Linked DNA regions of Mus musculus: regions 1 and 3 are each linked to region 2. The links are chromatin contacts, found by Hi-C or POLR2A ChIA-PET in ENCODE. All regions are on one chromosome and are shown on one strand. The core of a region is the stretch at or near the end of the contact, and the rest is flanking DNA. Distances in the headings are between cores, read along the strand shown. Region 1 holds the start of Pald1 (phosphatase domain containing, paladin 1). Region 2 holds the start of Nodal (nodal). Region 3 holds the start of Eif4ebp2 (eukaryotic translation initiation factor 4E binding protein 2).

Region 1 (3,739 bases), core at 142-2,641, 34 kb after region 2:
TGTAGGCCAATCTGAGTGAAGTGTGGCTGGAGCCAAGATGGCCATGGTCCTTAAGCAACCCTCTGGGCTTTCTCTTTCTTCCTCACACACCTAGGATGGGCAGAAGGGAGTCTGACATAGAGGGCAGGTAGTCCTGGGGCCTCAGTTTCCCCATGTATTAAAATAGGAATAGCGAGGGCTAGGGATATGCTAGAGTGTTTGCATGCCCAGCATACACAAGAATACTTGATTTCAACACCCAGCACTGCATAAGCCAGAATGAGGGACCGTGCCTATAATCCCAGCATTCAGGAGGAAGGATTTAGAATTTCTAGGTTATTTTTAACTAAATATTGAACAAAATCAACTTGGGATATATGAGACCGTGTGTGTATGTGTGTGTGTGAACAATGATAGGTACATAGGTACCTGCTAAGATTACACAGATGAGATACCGCTGCAGACATGCTGGGTATCTGGCCAGACCACCCTTAATGAGTCCTTTTAGGGTTGCAAGGCCCTCCTTCTGCATAGTTCAAGTTCCCTAGCTTGATTTTGGCTAAAGGCCAGGCCTGCAAAGTCTTCATCCTGGTCACAACTCCCTGCAGAGCGTGCCAAGGACCCTCTAGCTCTGACTGGGGCCAAGGCAGGTAGAGGCAGGAAGGAAATATTCCTCAGTGTAGGGAGAGAGAGACAGAGAGAGACAGAGACAGAGAGAGAGACAGAGAGAGACCTCATTCCATACATCAAAGAGGCTTTCCTGAGACCTAAGCAGGGGTGAGTAAGTGCCCATGGGTGATCCAAGGTCAAGGGTCAGGTACCAGAGCCCCAGAGCCCACCACCACTTGGATGCGTTGGGTAGGGGTAGTGGGGCTGCTCTTCTTCCAAAGACTGGGAGCTGCAATTTTCCTAAGCCAGCGGTCAAGGTGACCACCTGCTCTTTTAGGGCTTCATCCTTCGACGTCTATTCGGAGAGGCGTCAGACCTTCCCTACGGAGCTCAAGTGGCACAGGAGAAATGCTGATTCTGGGGTCCAGGAGAAGCAGAAAGGGGAAGCCCGGGGCTACAGACATAACAGGGGCCCTGGAGTAGGGGAGGGGGTGTGGCGCCACCAGCCTAAGCATTTTTCTCCAGCCATGGAGATTGGAAGCCGGCCTTGGGTATCTTCCAGAAGGAACCGACCAGACAAGGAAAGAGGAACTTGCTTCTCCCGCAGGTTCCCTCTACCCTAGGGTTTTCCTCCAGGCGTAGGGCGAGCAGACGGAGGATGCTGGCCCGGAACCGGCTGGATTGAAAGAGGGGGGAGGGGAGTTGTGCCTATCCGACCGTGGTGGGGTGAGTGTATCTTTAAGTCCGCACCCCCTCCTTGTGGGCGGAGGCCGAAGCTGTGACCGCGCCCTCCCAGGCGTGGGAGGGGGGATCCGGACTCGAGGCGGGGTTCTGGGGGTGATCCTGGCCTCGGTGGCCCCGGGCTGGCCGGGTCTGCGCCGCCTGGACACAGCAGGAGCTGCCTCCGCCCCCGGATGGGCTGGGAGGGTGGGCGGAGTCATCTGGAGCCCGCGCGGGTAGTGCCCGAAGCCCGCCTCGGCGCCGGCAGTCCCCGGCCGCATAGCGCGACGCTCTCCCGGAGCTGCGGCTGCCAGGTAAGCACGCGTGGGCCGCGCCGAGGGAGGATCGGGGTCCCTCGGTTTGGGGCGGAGGCGTCCGAGCCACCCAGGCCTGCCCCAGGTCGGCGCCACCATGCTTTCTCAAAGCTGGAGCTGCTCCCGGGTTGTGCGCAGGTCGATCCCGGACTCATCTCCTGTACTCTGGCTTCCCTCGGAGTGAGGGACAACATGGAGTGGCGACACCCGCACTTCTTGGCCTGGGAGCCCTCCGGGCCAGCTGGGCTGGGCTTCCGAAGAAGTTAGGAAAGATAGCCGCGTTGTGACCCCGGCATGGGGTCCCCAGACTTATCTGCAGGACCCTTGAGGCCCAGGGGCAAGGGAGCAAACTGAGGGGCCTGGCAGGCACTGGCTTTGATTCGCCGCTCGGTTTGGTCTCTTTTGAGGTGGGGTTTCCTTGGTGTGAGCGAGGGTGTGCGTGGAGCGTGAGTACATTCATGTGCCTGAGCATGACACCCCCCTCCCCCCAAAAGACATGGACTTAATAGAAAGGTAGTGTTTGGGACACTGACTGTCCCAGTTCCTTGTAGTGGCCAAGCTGCCCTTGTTTTGTAAATCAGACTCCACAAAAGCCTGGCCCGGGGTGAGCTTGAGGCATCTCTGGTCTTCCAGCCAGAGAGTATGGGCCGGTCCTTGTCTGCCCACAGCCAGTGACAGAGCACCTGTGGCTGTGGGCTCCGGGCCATGCACAGACAGTGTGGGAGGTGGGAGGACTTGGAAGGGCTCTGTCCTGTTGTGGCTCTGTCCTGCAAGGGAAGACAAGAGAGAAACACTTGGCCAGTTCTCTGATAGGGAGTTTGATACCAGCCCTGGGCTGGTAGCCCTAGAAGAAAATGCCAGGAGGTTCCTCAAGGGAATTGCAAAACACCGGCGCAGCGAGGGTACTCTCGCTGGGTGTCCTGTGACTTTGCTGATAGATGTGTTTAAATGTCCTGGTGCAGGCAACCCCACCCTCCTCATTAGCATTACTAATCAGGACCGCTTTGCACCTCGCCTTGTGCGGCGGTGGTGCTGGGGCGGGGGCGGGGGTGGGGGGATGGGATGGGGGCAACAAGCGTAGGATGGCTGGCAAGGACTTCCTGCTTCTGTGTGTCCACCCCACCCCCATATTTTGTTTGCTTTGGGGGTGGTGGTGGTGTCCAAAGACCCATTTGTTTCCTCCAGTCAGATGGAGCGCAGGTTTGGGGCTGCTGAGGTTTGAGCCAGCCTTCCAGGAGGAAGCCCTGACTTCCTTTTTGAAGAGTCTCCTTCGTGGGGGCTGGAGGGAAGGGTGGGAGGCATTGACCAGACGCGGTTTCCTGTGGGGGCAGACCGGCCTGAGGTGGCCCAACTTTGCTCCCTTCTCTGGTGATGGAGTGGACAGGGTGGGGCTCTGGGCAACTCTGACCCTACTCTGCCGCTCTGTAGTATCTGAGACTTTGCTCCGTCCCTGTTGTTCCCCATACTTTGGAGCCGGTGGTAGTGTATCCCAGGCAAAAGTTCTTCTAGTGGGAGCTACCCAGGCCCAGGAGAGAGAGTCGTGTGGGTGGAACATGAACTCATATGCAGGTGTATAGAGCCCTGTGGGCAGACACAGGGAAGAACTGGACATATTTACCAGAGAACAGGCACAGAATGAGGTGGGCTGGCACCCCACAAGCATGGACATGTGAGGGACAGTGTTTGTGAGCATGTGAAGGAGAACTAGTGATAACCACAGACACTTAGAGACAGGCTTGTGTTCCTGGCATTGCAGTCGGCTTGGGCAGCAGATGTATAAATAGGTAGACCCACTGAAGAACAGACATGCATTTAAATTGACATCAGGTCTCAAGGTTCTCAAGAACTAGATAGACCGGGAGCCGGTTGTGCCCTGCCTCTGGTGGGCTGGGGCACATACACAGGCCAGAGGCACCTGCTAGTCAAGGCTAGGGTCTGGCTAGCTGTAGATGCTGAGACATAGTCCCAAGTGACTGTTGCTGTGGTTATGACTGCTGAGCCAGACGTCGTCTTGTTCAGCGTGGAACAGGTACTCAGATGCTGTGTGGCGTGGCTTCCTTCCTGCCTCATGTATCCCAGGCTAGCTTTGAACTTACTATGTAGCCAAGGAGAGCCTT
Region 2 (3,873 bases), core at 881-3,380:
GTGTGGATTTGACAAGAATCATTAGCACATGTAGCCACCTCTAATTCTAAAGAGCTGCATCTCAGGCCATTCGGCTGCCCCTCCCCTCAGCCCAGGAGGGTCTTGCCATTTTAGGCTTCCCATATTGCCAGAGCTTTACACGAACTGCCTCCCTGCCCCCCACACCCTGGTACTGCCATTTGCACCAGAGTATGCTGAACAAGTGGGCACAGACAGCTGACAGACCCCACTTCTGCTATGCAGGAGTAGATGAAGTACTGAGGGAGTGGCCTGGGATGCCCCTCTCCTCTAGACCACATCCAGGTAGAGCATTTTTGCTGAAATGAAGGCCTCCGACACCATTGGTGGAATAGTTAAAACGCTAAAGTTGGTTGGGTTTATTTAAACAAGCCAGGAGACAGTAGTTCCCTGATTTACAAAAGCAAACAAAAATCAAAGTGATGTTGCCGTGGGCTCAGGTGACTGCAAAACCGAATCTGATGGACCTCAAGAGTTTCTCTGCATCCCAGATTGTCCCATCACCATACAAACCTTCCAGAACTTTCTAGAAGGGAAGTGAACTGGAAAGGTATGTTTTCCCGGCTTTACCTCTGTCCGACCCTAGGCGGAGGGGCCTAGCATCCCACTGATTTCCCATTGCCTTGCCCTCCAGGCTGTCCTGTTCCGCGGTCCCCAGATGACCCTTCAAGAGAGGGTCACCGGCAGTCACAGCCCAGACGCTGCAGGCAGGGGACTAGGGACTCCGCCTCCAGGTCGTGAGGGCCGGCGGGCGGCGGGTCAGACCGGATTAGAAGATGTGGATTGCGTCCGGGTCCCGCGGAGGGCCGTCTGGCCCCAGAGGACAGAGGAGCGGGCTGGCCAAGCTGCCCAAGAGGCGAGATGTTGATTGCGCCCAGGAAGGTAGTCCTGAGTCCGAACTCCCTCTCCTGGGCACCCACCTGTCGGCCTACTCTGGTGAGCATCACTCAGGTCGCTGGGTCAAACACACACACACACACACACACACACACACACACACACACACACACACACACACACACACACACGAACACCTCGATCCAAGTAGGTTCCGAGCCTGTTGGTCACCAAGGACACCTGACACCGCCCAACCACGAGAGTTGCCTGAGTTCTGGACTTTCTACACCCGATCTCTAATTTCGGATCTTTGAGCCCTAGTTCCTGGTGTCACTTGCTGCAACCGGGATAAAACCAGTAACGACTTGTTTTATTTTACGCCCGGTTCTGGGCAGAGCGTTTCTGGGGGAGATGGGGCGTTGTCACCTAGTCCCTTCTATAAGTCTATCAAAAAGGTCTTACGATTTCTAAACTACAGATGGGCAAACTGAGACTCGCAGGTGCTCAGTGGCGCAATCCGGCCCACGCCCTACCCTTTTTACCCTCTACCATTAGAGGTAGGACCGACCGGAAAGGCGGTGGCCCCTGGTTCCATTCCGATCGCGCCACTAGCGCTGTGCTGAGCCTGCCCACGGAGAAACAATTAATCCCAGTCTCTGGACGATTCTTGATGCTCAGTCCCCGCTGCAACCATCGCGCGCCTCCCGGCCGTGAGCCCTTAAGTGCTGGCGAGGCCAGGCTTGCAGCCTACCTTGCGCCTGGAGGCTGCGGATGATGTCCGCCCGAGGCAGCGGGTCTCGGTAGAGGCTCAACATGTACGCCAGAGGGGACGGTGACGAGGGCTGCCCCCGTGTCCACAGAGGCAAAGCGGCCGCGGTCGGGGCGCGCGGGTGGAGTAGAGCCCAACAGGCTTGAAGAAGAAGGATGCGGAGGCTGTGGGCACTCATGGTGGGCTGTTTGGACCCGCAAACAACACCAGGGTCCCTTATATCTGAGCCGCCGCCGCCCCGCCCCTTTCCCTCCCTCCCTCCGGAGAGGCCTATAACCTATAGGTTAAGAACTTATAACCACCCTGGAGGGGCAGGGCAGGGGAGCCCCTGCTGAGGGGAGGTGTGATGTGCTGAGAAAGACTACAGAGAAATTGTGGCGGGGGGGGGGGGGGGGAGTTAGGGGTGCATACAGACTCTGAGTCTAAACCGCCCCGCACCTTGCCCCTCTACCTCGGGAAGTCTCCCTGCTGAGACAGCGGGCTAAGGCTTGCTCCGAGTGAAGCTTGATGAGCTAGAGGTGTGTTGGAGCCCTGGCTGGCTTCAACCCCAGAACCACAATAATGGCTTCCTTACTCTGCCTCTTCTGGACCCCTCGCGGTCCTCTCCAGTTCATCCAAAAACAGGTAGGGAGTGCTGGGCTAGGGGCCAGTCCTCTCTTCTGGGTAGCACCAGGCTAGCCTGAGCTACATCCTTCATTGGCAAGGCCCCTAGGTAACTAGGGGTTATTGAGAATTTGAAAGAACAAAGATTAGCCGGGTATGGTGGCGCACACCTTTAATCCCAGCACTCGGGAGGCAGAGACAGGTGAATTTCTTTTTTTTTAAGATTTATTTATTTATTATATGTAAGTACACTGTAGCTGTCTTCAGACACTCCAGAAGAGGGCGCCAGATCTCGTTACGGATGGTTGTGAGCCACCATGTGGTTGCTGGGATTTGAACTCCAGACCTTCGGAAGAGCAGTCGGGTGCTCTTACCCACTGAGCCATCTCACCAGCCCAACAGGTGAATTTCTGAGTTCGAGGTCAGCCTGGTCTACAGAGTGAATTCCAGGACAGCCAGGGCTACACAGAGAAACCCTGTCTCGAAAAACAAAACAAAACAAAACAAAACAAAAGATGAGCTCTAGGGACCTTGTTCTTGGTGACAAATGCCAGCTTCAAATACCAAAGTGCCCTCCTGGGGAGCAAGGGGAATAATTACTGGAAGCTGAAGGCCCAGCTATAGGGAATCTTGATTCTTGGTGGTTTGAGGGTGACAGGTCCTTACCTGCTTGCTATGGGAGTTTTTGAAGGTGGAAAAGAAAAGCTGGAGGTTTGCTGGCTGCATCTCCTGCCTGCGGGGCAGAGCCCTGGGACATCTCAGTCACTCTCCAGACCTGCTGACTTTGTCTGCCCAAGACAGAATTAAATGTCTTTGGTTTTTCTCAAAGTAACTGTCCTCAGTCATATTTCTTGTTTATGAGGAAATTCAATGTAACAAATATGCCATACGCGTAAGGCTTAGGGTAAGGGGTGGTAGGGCAAGGGGTGGTCATTCTTTCACGCTGCATAAATGATTGAGTTCTTAGGAAGGGAGCCATTGAGAAGAGAATTTGCAGGATGGAAAGATCCTAGCCTTTGTGTTTTCAAAAGGGAAGGCGGGATAGAAATTACCTTTAAAGAAATGTAAATTCCTGTCCCAAAGTCCGCCCCCATGTTTTCCTCCTCCATGACTAGTTTTCTCTTAGTTACTCCCCACCCCCACCCTGCCCCCTTCAAGCCTCCAACTAGCACATTAGCAGCTGCCTAACATTTACTGAACACCTACTATGTGCTGGGTACTTTACCCACTTGGGCGCTCTCACAAGTTGCGGGATGAGCAGGTGCTGGAAGCAGAGGGAGACACACAGGGCCCGCAGACCTGCGTGATCCTGTAGGAACTGCTCTAAACAGCTGAAAGGAGCCTGAGGTTGCAGGCACCCTGACTATCCTGATGAACTACCAGTTGGCTTATTCTGCCCTCCCATTCAATACCGTAGTCTAGTCTTAAGCTCCCCACCCCACCCTAAACAGGGTCTTGTGTAGCCCAGGCTAGCCTCGAACTCATTTTGTAGCTGAGGATGACCTCAGAATCGGATCGCTCCTCTTGCGATCCTCTATCTACCTCCTACTTACTCATTACGTGTGCCCTGATTTCTGTGATATTGAGGCTTGAACCAGCGGTCTCCTGCGTGCTAAGTAAAAACAATAGGAATTGAGCCCCAGCCC
Region 3 (3,833 bases), core at 460-2,959, 35 kb before region 2:
CACTCCTAACCATCCTGCTATTTTTTTTTTTTTTTTTGAGACAGGGTTTCTCTGTGTAGCCCTGGCTGTCCTGGAACTCACTCTGTAGACCAGGCTGGCCTCGAACTCAGAAATCCACCTGCCTCAGCCTCCCGAGTGCTGGGACTAAAGGCGTGCGCCACCATGCCCGGCTTATCCTGCTATTTCTTGTAGTGCTTTGTCTACATATATGTAAATGCATCATGTTACATCATGTTACATCTCTGCCTGGTGTTGCAGAGATCAGAAGATAAGGTAGGTCAGATTCCCTGAACTGGAGTTATGGGTGCTTCTGAGCCACTACAAGTGTGCTAGGTACTAAACTCTGGTCCTCTCGGTGCTCTGCAACAGCAACAAGCGCTCTTAACTACTGAGCCCTTCCTCAGAGTCATTGATGGTTAAACCCTTAGTTCATCGTGTACGCATTGCTTTCCTTTAATAATGAGCAATTAAAATTATACTTCTTAAAATAACTTTGATTAGCTGGGTGTGGTGGTGCACGACTTTAATCCCAGCACTCAGGAGGCAGAAGCAGGTGGATTTCTGAGTTCGAGGCTAGCCTGGTCTACAAAGTGAGCTCCAGGACAGCCAGGATATACAGAGAAACCCTGTCTCGAAAAACCAACCAACGAAACAAACAAACAAACAAACAAACAAAAACTTTGATTACATTTATTTATTTATGGGCAGGCAGATGGGTGCTCATGGACTAGTGGAGAAGTCAGAGGATAACTTGGGAGAGTCGGTCTCCCCTTTCACCTTGTGGCTTCTGGGTGGTGGAACTCAGGTCTGCAGGCTTGGTGACAAATGCCTTTCTTTACCTGCTGAGCCATCTTGTGGGCTCCCAGAGTTATAATTTTTTAAAAAGATTTATTTATTTATTTTATGTATATGAGTACGCTGTAGCTGTCTTCAGACACATCAGAAGAGGGCATCGGATCCCATTACAGATAGTTGTGAGCCACCATGTGGTTGCTGATTTGAACTCAGGATCTCTAGAAGACAGTGCTCTTAACCACTGAGCCATCCCTCCAGCCCGAGTTATACTTTTAATGGTTAGATATAGATGGGAATATGAAGTAAGCCCTAAGAAAGTACTGTTAGTCCACACTTACACACCACAAACAATTACACACACACACACACACACACACACACACACACACACACACACACACACACACACACACACACACACACACACACACACACACACACACACACACACACACACACACACACACACACACACACACACACACACACACACACACCCCGCTTCCCCCCCCTCCCGCGTGCCTTAATCACCTACACTCAGCTTCACTGGGAGTCTATTATGTTCCTCTGAACTCAGCCCCGCCCCTCAAAGTCCCGCCCACCCTAAGGCTCCACCCTTCAACACTTCCTTTTTCCCGGATTTCCGGGTTCACCCTCTGCCTCTAGCCTTCGGCTGCCTCAGTCACGCCCCCAGCTACCCGCCCACTCGCCTCAGACACGCCCTCCAACGTCACGTCCGGCTTCCATATTGTCCCTCCCTCTACTACCCCTTGCTCCCGCCTTCGACCGCTTCCGGTAGTCATCGTTGCCGCTGCTGCCGCTGCTGCTCCTGCTGCTGCTGAGGCTGCAGGCGGAGGCCGGAGGACCGGGCGGCGGCGGCGGCGGCGGCAGCGGGAGCGGTATCGCAGCGGGACGACCGGGCGAGAGCAGGCGAGTTGAGAGCCGAGCGTGAGGAGCCAGAGCCGCCCGGCCCCGCCGCCGCCGCCGCCGCCGCCGCCGCCGCTGCTGCACAAAGCCTCGAGCCCGCGTCGGAGCCATGTCCGCGTCGGCCGGTGGTAGCCACCAGCCCAGCCAGAGCCGCGCCATCCCCACGCGCACCGTGGCTATCAGCGACGCCGCGCAGCTACCTCAGGACTACTGCACCACGCCCGGGGGGACGCTGTTCTCCACAACGCCGGGAGGTGAGCCGCGCCCGGCCTGCCCGCCATCACGGCTGGCGCGTGGCACTGCATGCTCGACCAACAGCTTCCTCCCCGCTGCCCGTACGGTGTGCTGCAGACCGTGCATTCTGCGCAGCGGGGCTTGCCTCTGGAGCTGTCCTACGGGCTTTGGGGAGAGGGAAGTCGGGGAGACGGACCTGGCGCGGAAGCCTAAGATGACTGGTCTGGCTGCGCCGAGAGTTCCGAGACGAGGCTGGCATGCACTCTGCATGCCTCGCCCAGTGTTAGCCTCCTTTGACAGCATTGTTTACTTTGTTAGAGGAGTCATCAAAGGTTGGGGGAGCCCCAGCTCCCACAAGTGGGACGTGTAAAATAGCTCCTTTGGTATCCAAGAAGTTGTTGGCTTTGGTAGAGGCGCTGTCAGGTTTCAGATCAGGGCTTTCGAAGAGCGGTTTTAAAGGTGCTTTGTCAAACAGCACACACTAGTCGGGTTAGGTTGCTTGATCCTAGGGAAAGGGCTTGTAGAAAAAAGCGATGCAAAGGGAGGTTCCTGAAGTTGCTTTTCAAAAGATGGCCGGGATCCGTTTACTATCACTGGAGAAGAGGTAAATAAAGTATGTTGAATTGGTCACGAGAGGAGGAAGCGCAAAGGTTGTTTGTCTCTTTTCTGGGCTGTTCTCTAAGAGGGAGGAGCCTGGAAGGGGTTCTTCCGGTGCCTTCATGAAGGGAACTGGCTTTCTGTCCCTAATCTCAGAACTTTGCCTTCTTTTGGTGACCCCGGGGGCTGGGCTTCAGCTAGAGGGTGAAGATTTGGTTAGCAGCCCTTACAGTCTATAGATCGCTGATCATGAGACAGGACTCCTAACCAATCACTTAAAAGTGGGCCTGGCCATCCTGGAATCTTGTGCAATTGGAAGGCACAGAGTAAGGGGACCTTGCCAACACCAAGAGACAGCAGTCCAGAAGGCTGTGTGTGGTAGTTAGGGCTGTGACCCTACTACTCCAGAAAGACGGGGTAGGAGAATGGCAGTTTAAGGCTAGCCCTGGCAATATAATGAGTTCCAAGGCCAGGCAGTGGTGGCACACACCTTTAATCCCAGCACTTGGGAGGCAGAGGCAGGCGGATTTGGAGTTCAGCCTGGTCTACAGAGGAGTTTCAGGACAGCCAGGGCTATACTGAGAAACCCTGTCTCAAAAAAAAAAAAAAAAAAAAAAAAAGAGTTCCAAGACAGCCTGTGCTACAGTGTCACACCCTGTCTCAAAAAAACAAACAAAAAAACCAACCAAACAAGGAAGGGGGCAAAAAAAAAAAAAAAAAAAAAAAATCAAAGCAAACATCTAGGAGAAAAGTTGGCAGAGGATCCAGCCAGGCCGGTCCAGAAAAGGGATGGCAGAAAGGCATAAATGTCCGGAAAGACCTTCCAAATGACCCAGGCAGGAGGGAAGCTGCACTCCTTAGAGAGAGCCAGGTTTAAGGAAAGACAGTGGAGATCTGGTGAGAGGGTAGTGGTTTAAGTTGCTGAAGACAGCTTTGTTTATTTTTGTTTTTCAAGATGGTTTCTCTGTGTATCCCTGGCTGTCCTGAAACTCACTCTCTAGACCAGGCTGGCCTTGAACTCAGAAATCTGCCTGCCTCTGCCTCCCGAGTGCTGGGATTAAAGGCGTGAGCCACCACTGCCTGGCTGAAGACAGCTTCCTTATATGGTCTTTTCCTTCTCTCTTCCTTTCCTCTTGCTTTTCTTGAAACAGTTTTTTTTTCTCCATATGGTCCACACTACCTTGGACCCAAACCCATGATCTTGGACTATTAGCCTTGCCAGTGCTGGGATTTATTGGTGTGTGTTATCTGGTGTAACAAAAGTCGGGAAAGCTCTTAGT

What was found. A loop is a pair of places that touch in the nucleus more often than their neighbours do. ChIA-PET counts read pairs that join two places held with the same protein, here RNA polymerase II (POLR2A).
Region 1: POLR2A ChIA-PET joins it to region 2 with 22 read pairs in embryonic stem cell. The contact joins the promoter of Pald1 here to the promoter of Nodal in region 2. POLR2A ChIA-PET finds 5 or more read pairs at or near these places in 4 of 5 experiments (Patski and embryonic stem cell).
Region 3: a map of heart shows a loop between it and region 2 (2.3-fold over the local background). The contact joins the promoter of Eif4ebp2 here to the promoter of Nodal in region 2. A Hi-C loop is called at or near these places in 3 of 37 maps with a recorded cell type or tissue (all heart). POLR2A ChIA-PET finds 5 or more read pairs at or near these places in 5 of 5 experiments (Patski and embryonic stem cell).

Annotation. Positions count from the first base shown.
Region 1 is chr10:61,381,175-61,384,913 of GRCm38, reverse strand. It overlaps Pald1 (phosphatase domain containing, paladin 1), which reads left to right and starts at 1,391. Exons shown (of 20, transcript NM_013753.2): 1 at 1,391-1,622.
Region 2 is chr10:61,416,229-61,420,101 of GRCm38, reverse strand. Nodal (nodal) reads right to left here and starts at 2,130. Exons shown (of 3, transcript NM_013611.5): 1 at 1,607-2,130. The coding sequence starts at 1,802.
Region 3 is chr10:61,450,545-61,454,377 of GRCm38, reverse strand. Eif4ebp2 (eukaryotic translation initiation factor 4E binding protein 2) reads left to right here and starts at 1,709. Exons shown (of 3, transcript NM_010124.2): 1 at 1,709-1,976. The coding sequence starts at 1,832.